Linked DNA regions of Homo sapiens: region 1 is linked to region 2. Evidence: chromatin contacts called from ENCODE Hi-C data. All regions are on one chromosome and are shown on one strand. The core of a region is the stretch at or near the end of the contact, and the rest is flanking DNA. Distances in the headings are between cores, read along the strand shown.

Region 1 (4,439 bases), core at 1,807-4,306, 550 kb after region 2:
ATGGTTTTCCAAGACAGCTATGAATTCCTCAGGAATTGCTCGAGTTGATGTACATGTGCAGGATGTGAGACTCACTTATTTTATGTCCCACCTAAATTTGATAGATGTCAGGCCCAGTTATTTTGCGTGAAAGCAGCATAGTGGTACCTTAATTCAATTTTATTTTTAAATTTTTGTCTATGAGATACCTTAATTTTAGAATAGGTTTCCTTTTAGGAACAGTATTGTTTCAGACAAGAAATACATTAACCAAAAAAAAAAAAAGTGAACATAAAGGGAAGGACAAACACCCAAAGGATCTATTCCTTAACTTTGAAATACTTTTTTTTTATTATGCATTCAATTTTTAGAAGTTTCAAGTGGCTGTGGAGACAAGAGCAAGAAAGAAAATGTGGCTGCAGATATCCCAATCACAGGTAAAGCTATGGTTGCCTAAGAGTTTCAGACACAAGATTTAGCATTATTATATAAGCGGAACATTTTGGGTCAGTGGTTTGTGGACCCCACTAAGAGCACATGTATTCAGCTACTGCATGCTGGAGCAGGAGATTAATCCTAAGAGCAGAACATATATACTTATGTTAACATAAACTAAGGTGGAAAATCACCGTGTCTATTGAATTCTTCATCACCATGTTATATATTTACACCTGTAACATCCTCCATCATGTGCCCTTTCAGCACCTGCGTCTCTGTAAAAAGGTCCATCTCCCTGGGGAACACCCGGTCATTACACAGCAAACTATAGATGTTTCTGATTTTACTGTTTTCTTTCCTGTAGTAATTGCATATGTATATTAAAATAAGCAGATAATAAAAAAATGTCAGATAGGAAGCTTGCGTTTGCCTCAGTTACAAAGCCTGTCTGATAATTTAAAAATTGTACCAATCGGGCTTCATCAAGACCTATTAAGATTTCTGCACATGTATTAGGCTTGTTTAGGTGGAATCTGAACGATATCATTATTTTTTTCTTTTTAGAATAAGAACAGCAGCAATTAGTATTCTGTACAGAGTTCTACTTGTCATACATCTGAATTTACTAGTACCTTATTTTGTGAAGTGGTGTACTACTTCATTATAAATTCAAAGGTCTGACTTTAAATATTTACACAAGTAAATACACCATTGCACCAAGGTACTGAGGCATGCATCTGCATATGTGGTAGTTTTGTTGTTTATAAGCAGAAAAGAATGGCTTGCTTTTATGGCAGTGCAGTTCCTGGCATGATTAATTTTTTAAACTCATGTTTCTGTGATGAACTCTGGTTTTGAAAAAGCAGTTTATGGTAGAGCAGTTATTGTATATATTATGCATTCAGATAATATTTCACTCTAAAATGCAGAGTTTTTTTATTTTAAACATTTTCACCAATGATATGTTTATTGTGTTTTTAGTCTGCATTTTCTGCAAACTCTGGTATGGCTCCCTGCTATTTTTATTAATAGAAATGTAGATGATCCCAAACTACAGATAACCATGAAGTCATTTGGATACTTTTCTCTTGCATTTACTTTTGGATGCAGAAGTATCTAATGGCCTCTGAATTTATTTCAATTAAAATTACAAAGGATTATTGAGGAGAAACCAGGAAATGACCTTGTTCATTCATTCTTCTCTTTTCAGTATTCTTTACAATCATCCCTTGCTGGGAGTAGTTGACTCTCCCCAAAGTTAATGCAAATGTATTTTCTCATATACTTTCTTTATAAGAAAACGGATAATTAAGTACCAGGGTTTCAAATCCCTTCTCATGCAGAAGTGCAATATGGCTAGAAGCAACTTGGGCTGTTTGCCATTAAGATTTTAAAAGAAATTGTAATTCCAGCAACCTGCCATTGATCCATCAATAGTTGGCAGTTAAAAAAAATGCCTTGTGCCAGAATATTAGACATTAAAAAAAGTACTTTGGAAATTTTTTAAAAACTTAGCAAAGCCATACACATTGTTAAGGTGTTACTGTTCTGTCCTTGCCAGTGTACTATCCCCACCCAGGGACCTCCCATGAAATTCATGTTTGAGAGCTTCACGCACCTTGGCACTACTAATACTGTTGCTTTGTCCATCATTGCAGCTACTTTGATCTCTAAGTTCTTGACCATCATCCCTTTATTAAATGTTTGTGACTTTGGCATAACTATTTGGAGATTTCACTTTTGGTAGAGTAAAGCAAGTATGTAGTTTAATTTAAGACAGAGTCTGTCTGCCTCTTTATAATAGTTCTGTTGGGGTGTCCTGTTTGTGTGGGTGCATGCTGGTTGTGTTTGTGTGGGCTGCATTCCTTCTAGAATATTCCAAAGAAAATATTCCAGAGGCTGTCCCCTGAAGGTTGAGGAAATGTAGCAGTTGGGCTGGGGCTTTGCAACCAGCCATCAGTGTCAGCTCTTTTACTCCTTGCTCTGTTTCTCTACCCTCTCTGAGCCTCTGTATTGGGAAAGCAGACATACTGCCCAATAGGATTGTCTTAAAGTTTAAATGAAATCATTTGTGAAAGTGCCAAGCAGATACTAGACACTCAATTTTATCTGTGAAGTATAATAATATTCATGTGAACATTATTAGTGTTCCTGGTCTTCTGTGTGGGCCCCCACAGTCCCCAGCATTTCCAAACCAGCTATGAGGAGCCTCACAAAGCAAACTCAAAGAAGAACATAAGTAGAGAGAATGAGGATGCAGCATCACAGAAAGTGCCATTGTGAGACGAGCCCCTGGAAGAGTGGACACTTTCAGTCTGTTCTGGTGGACCTGCATACCTTCCTTGAGTTGTGGTGGCCACTTGGGACCAAGACCCACACAAGCACAGTACTGCTGCAATACCTGCAAGACAGTGCTTCCCAATAGTACTGCTATGTTAGTTTCTGCAAGAAATTGCCACTTGAGAACACAATTGAGATTCAAATCCAGGATAGTTACCTTATCAAAAAGGAATCTCAAGAAGAGTTTGATGATACTTTTCCAATTTCCACTTAGTCCCATGAGGACATCCACAGAGAAAAATCCGAAACAGCTGCTGAAGTACTCCTGAAGATCTCATTGGTCAAGGCCCAGACATCTCTGTCTCGGGGTGCCTATGTGCCCTTAGTAACCCTATGTGCTCACAATGGATGATGTTGCAGGGTACCTGATTACCAGGCAGCAGACCTCCCCTGATGTGTGTGCTGCCCCACAAGTATTGATGAGCTAATGCAGCATTTTCCAAAATGTGTTATTTGCAATGCTCCACCCAGAAAATACATCAATTAATACATATTTTGTTGCCCAGCCCTGTGTGATCCTTCTCTCTCTCTGCAGTATGCATAATGCATAGAAGCATAGTGAAGACTTGGAAAAGACTTTCAGCAAAGGAATTGTTTAAAAATGTGAGCCTAGAGTTTCAGATAACTTATCATTTATTTGAAAATGGAATTCTTTCTGTTAATAGCCAACAGAATTAATGTTCTGTGGAACATACTTTGTGAAACATACACACATGTATGTGGAACACTTTTAAAGCAGTGAGTCCAATGTGGGCACCAGTTTCCTCAATATGCTAAAATTATCTTCAGCATTTTTCTGTGATTTCATTTTGTGGGGAGCTCCCTTGTGCGTGAGATTGCTTTATAATGAGATTTTGGGCTACCTTAGTGTAACTACACCCAGATGTTATGACTGACAGCTGCTTGTTACAGCTGTTCCTTGAATTGACAGTAAGGTTACAATAGTAATTTTAGGCGCCCAGAAGTGCTATTCTTCAGTGTGGGATCCTTCTGTGCGTCTTTATTTGCTTTTCAGCCATTTCAGAAGAAGTATAAGAGAAGACGTGGCTGAGGTGAAATCTGGGAAGTCACAAGAGGTTGGGGGTGGGAAGCTGTGAAGTCATACCTTTATCAGAATGAGGGGGTCCTGGGGATGTTTAACCTGAGAAGGGCACAGTAGCTCTTTAAATATTTGAGGAGCTGCCATATACCAGGTAGAATATTTATCGAGCTTAATTATAGAGCGTAGCTCAGTAACAAAACAACTTTCTAGCTCTTCATTTCAGCAAAACCAAGTTCAGTATCTTCCAGGGGTGAGTGCTTGAACCATGGCAGGAACCATGACTTTTTTTTTTTCTTTTGAAACAGGGTCAGGGTCTTGCTCTGTCACCCAGGCTGGAGTGCATTGTTGTGATCACAGCTTTTTGCAGCCTCTATCTCCTGGGCTCAAGTGATCTTCCTTCCTCAGCCTCCCAAGTAGCTGGGACTACAGGCATGCACCACCATGCCTGGCTAATTTTTGTATTTGTTATAGAGATGGGGTTTCACCATGTTGCCCAGGCTGGTCTCCAACTCCCGACCTCAAGCAGTCTGCCCACTTTGGCCTCCCAGAGTTCTGGGATTATAGGCATGAGCCACCTTGCCTGGCCCTGTGGCTCTTTAAAAGAGCATTGTGGAAGGAATTATTGCTTCTGTGACCCCTG
Region 2 (4,691 bases), core at 2,110-4,609:
TAATTTCAGACTTCCACGAACATCTTATCTCCAGTGTCCCTTCCTCCAAGGTGAACTGAGTAATTTGGTATATCCCGTTGGGTCAATCCCAAGTTTCTCACCTATAAGTCTTGATGCAAAAGGGAGACTGCAGTCTTTAATACTAAATTTGCATATTAAACTATCCATTGAAACTGACTCCTTTCAACTCAAACATTTGTCTAATTAAAATTACTAACATTCTATAATAGGATAATCACATTTTAACCAGGAAAAGTGCATGCAAAGAATCTCCAAAATGGACCACATGTTTATATTTTGTTCCCACCTTCCGGTTTGTACAGATCATAGACATTTCACAATCAAAATCAGACACCAGAATAACCACATGCTATAGAGATAAAGGATCTCAGTCCTATGTTTTATTATTTCCCCAGTATCCAGTACAGGCGATAGCACCGAGGAGCAACTACAGAGCTAATTCACCACCACAGGCAACATATGAGACCAGTGAAAAAGGGTACCTTGGCCACCTGGCCCTCTACTGTGATCCCTGCAGAGCAGTCTCAAGGCAAGATCACACTATGCCATAACAATAATGTTATCATTTGGAGTTGTTCCCAACCAAGGGTTCAACATCAATAAAAGCCACAAGTATGGCTGGCATTACAAAGAAAGCCAGATGATTACACACCTCTATTATCATTTAAATATAGCCCCATGTCATAAATGTGACCCAAAATCTTAGTCATGCTAACTAGAGACATTCACTTTGCCAACTGGAACTCAGGGAGACTTTGGGGATGAGAGATGGGTGTCTTTGTCAGCTCAGTTCTTTTAAAAATGTTCTCCAGAAAATCTGAATTGATAGTGGCTTTTTCTCAATTGCAATCAGTCATTTAGAATTATGACAGTGACCAAAGAGCTGCATTCAAAATTGGAATCATTCTTTTAAAAGAAAACAAAATCTACTAAAGCATCTAAATATTTGAAATCCTCAATAAGAACTTAAATTCCAAGGATTTTAGAAGAATCTGCTTTTCTTGTTCATTTTAGTTGTTCTTGTCCCTCTTCCACTCAAAAACCGTGAAGTGGCCCTTACAGGAAACAAAATAAAAAGCAGTATCAGCCTGAGAGGTTTGTAGAGGAAGTCCTTCACCTCGGCATGGGAGGAGGGAGCAGCACGGAAGGATGGCTGCACACTGGACAGCCTGGAATAAGAAATAACAAAGCAGAGAAAAGCGCAGAAACTGTGGCAACTAGTTAATTGTAAAAATATGATTCTGCCACCTTGCTATGTATTATTTGCTTATAAGAAAAGCCATTAGCCATTGTATAAAGAAAGAAAAGGAATCGTTACTTAATCCTGTAGGACACCGAGCCTGAATCTGTTGACTTGCCTAGAATTCAGTTCAGGCATTTTCACTGAACCTCCACAGGAGCTTTTAATTTGTTTTCATTTTCAAAGAGTTACAAAAGATATGCAATTCTCACAAAAGAAGAGGAGGAGGCAGGGGTGGGGGGAGGAAAAGAGGAGGAGGAGAAGGAAAGGAAGAAGAAAGGAAATAAATCTCAGAATTGTTTGTAATCCTATTATATTCATAACTCTAGTTTTTCTTTAGGCAATTCACTATTAGTATCTGAAGTAAAATGGTGCTACTAAATGTGAAAAGTTATAAATGAATGCATTTGGATGGGAAATAAAATCAACATTCAAATTACTGGATTGCATATACAAAACAATGCTACAGAGAGTGAAAATCAGCCATTTGTTTCATCTTATTGGCACTGTACTGGATATAGCTATATTACTATTATCAGGAAAATCATTAAAAATTCTTTTCCCCTACTCTAAGGAAAAAAATTAGGGGCTAAATCCACTATCTATATAAGCTCACCTGGAGCAATGAAGAACAAGAGACCCAGTGCTGAATTCCATTAAAGTAAGACATAGATTCCACTACATCCCTGGATTCACCACTGGTCAAATTATGAATCCCAAACATAACTACACCCAGACTGTGCACATGCTGAGTCCAGCCATCCAATCCAGCATAACACCAAACTGCAGAGAAGGAAGGGAGTCAGTACATATAGGCGTGTAATAAATCGCAAGCAATCAAATTTCAATACCAAAGGAAAAACAAAAGCTAGCATCCACAATATTATTTTTCTTTCTCTGTATGTCCTAGAAGAAACCCACATGTCATCTGCACTTGCTGTGTGGTTCACCTGCTGCAGTTTGCCTCTTCCACCAATGCTTCTCAAATAAGAATCTCCTACCAAAGGACGGGTGAGAAAGAGACATGGTGCATCATCCTGGAGTGCACTGAAACTGTTTTCTTTATCTTGAAGGGGAAACAGATGGAGAAAGGTTGAAGGTGTGGTGGGGAGATGAAGTCCTAAGGAATTTGGCTAGCCTTTATTTAACATTATTTTCATTTTAAAAAATGCATGAAAACAGTAGAATGACATTGTGCATGGCTTTTCAATTCTGTTTGCAGAGGGTCACTTTGGAGCCATGCTTCTCCAACCTGTGGAGGTAAATGCTCATTCCCCTCAGCCAAGGGCACTCTGGTAATAAGAAGAAGCCCAGAGAAACCATTTCAGTAAAATCCTAAACCTTAAGTCAAAGTCCCCTGCATTACAAGGATACAGATGTACAAGATACTAAGGATTTAACCATGTTTAACAATGAAAAGTGGTCTTTCAAACGATGAGATACGGCTCTACTGGAGGACTCTAGAGCCTCCCTGTCCAATACAGTAGCCACTAGCCACATGGATCACCTGAGGCCAGGAGTTTGAGACCAGCCTGACCAATATGGTAAAATCTCATCTCTACTAAGAATACAAAAATTAGCCAGGCATGGTGGCAGGTGCCTGTAGTCCCAGCTACTTGGGAGGCTGAGGCAGGAGAATTGCTTGAACCCATGAGGCGGAGGTTGCAGTGAACCAAGATAGTGCCACTGCACTCCAGCCTGAGCAACAGAGCGAGACTGTGTCTCAAAAAAAGAAAAGAAAAGAAAAGAAAAAAGTAACAAAGGATTGTTAAGTCACGGTTGTTGGCTTTGGAAGAATTTGCTTTTCTTGTTCATTTTATATGTCCTTGTCCCTCTTCCACTCAAAAATATGTACAAAAATGCACATAAAAAACATGGAGTTAGAGTTTTTACACTCTCATTAGGAAACTAAGGCATAGCCACATTAAGGGATAACTATGGATATCCAGCCACAGTCAAATGATAACACAAGGCAGGGCTATTATATGAGTCCAAAGGAAAGAATGAGCACTTCCAGCAGGAGTTGCCAGGAGAAATTGGTGGGTCTAAACAGGTCCTGAGAGAATGGGCCAGATGGGGAGAAGAGCTAAGGGCAGTCCCTGAAAAGAGAACTGAATAAACTAAGAGGCAGAAGTGAAACTATGCAAAGAGAGATAAAGGGGCAGTGTTAGCCCGACAGAGCACTTCCACAGAGTAACCACAAAATATGAAGAAGAGCTACACTGAGAGCCAGGGAGAGGACTGTGAGTGTTAGACCAGCCTGGGCCACACTTTACAGACTATAAAGAACTCATTCAGGTCTCTAGGAAGGCTAATGACAAGATAGAAACAGGGTTTAATATAGTGGGGTAATTTAAATAAAATTTAGAATAAAGAATCTGTTTATCTGTGATTTCAAATCCTGTGATATTTGAAGAACATCCAAATGAGTGGCACTCCAATGCCAGAACATGTTTACGTTTTGAAATTAAGCCTCTTGTGTCGATGTATTTTAATTGGAGTGTGGGAGGGTGAGGAAATATCAAATTCTATAAACTTTCTAAAACATACATGTATAACTCCAAACTATTCTATTTCTCTAGTAAAAGGGGATGGCATACAACATGGCAGAAAGCTTGAAACAGTATCTCTGAATTAACTATATTGTCTTATTCTCTGTATTCTTGATGTGCTGACATCTGGGGCCTCAATGACATAGGAAGGATGCCCCTCCAAGGGTTAGCAAATTCCCAAAGATAGTGGCTCAGAGCATGTTTCTGATATGCAAACCAACCAATCCCAAATCCGTAACCCCAACCACATCCTTTTATGGACTCTATCCCCCTCCCCTCAATCATCCAGGGGCCAGGTGCTGGACAACCAGGAGCTACCCCTACAGCCCTGTCAGCTGAAATTATTCAAACTATCCAGTCCTAAGCCTATGTAGTTTACTTACCTGGCCTTGCCCATTCCTTCCTGCAAAAAAACACAATAAAAGCTCCTGCCCTCAGTTCTGTCTCTGTCGCTCCCTTTCCTCTTTGCGTACTGATTTTGCCTTGGTGCTTCCCTGTTTGGCTCTGTGTGACATGTCTGTTTCTAGAGGCCTGTGAGCATAATTAAAACTTCTTCCTTCATAACAATCATTTTCATGTTTCTGTGCCTTACCACACCTGATTAAAACGAATCTCAGGTACCATTAAAATAACCTGTCAAGCTTGAATCCAGAAGGTTCTCAATGTGAATTATTTGATCTTGAGACCCATTCACCAAGTACCTTGTGTTTCTACACCAACTCTCCTTTCCCTTATGCAGGTAACTAATTCAAGAACCATCACCAAAATATCACTTCTGAAAAGAACCATTCAGGATTTTCTGTGATTCAGAAGGTCATTACTGGAGCTCTGACATGAATTCATTCTTACCAGTAGACTCTTCCGCTCACCACGAAATG

Evidence for each region. Hi-C counts contacts between places; a loop is a spot of excess contacts on that map. Pooled maps may share reads with other maps.
Region 1: a map with no recorded cell type shows a loop between it and region 2 (3-fold over the local background). The contact joins the promoter of KIZ-AS1 here to the enhancer-like site in region 2. A Hi-C loop is called at or near these places in 2 of 37 single-sample maps with no recorded cell type and 3 of 50 pooled maps.

What each region holds. Positions count from the first base shown.
Region 1 is chr20:21,215,233-21,219,671 of GRCh38, forward strand. It overlaps KIZ-AS1 (KIZ antisense RNA 1), which reads right to left and starts at 3,057. Exons shown (of 8, transcript NR_109956.1): 1 at 2,915-3,057. KIZ (kizuna centrosomal protein) reads left to right here. Exons shown (of 13, transcript NM_018474.6): 9 at 351-416.
Region 2 is chr20:20,665,417-20,670,107 of GRCh38, forward strand. All of the region lies in intron 3 of RALGAPA2 (Ral GTPase activating protein catalytic subunit alpha 2), which reads right to left. Among named protein-coding and RNA genes, the nearest start is that of RALGAPA2, 45 kb to the right of the region's middle. Within about 2 kb of position 3,360, at least 2 of the 41 ENCODE cell types and tissues checked have a DNase peak (open chromatin) inside an H3K27ac peak, as active enhancers do.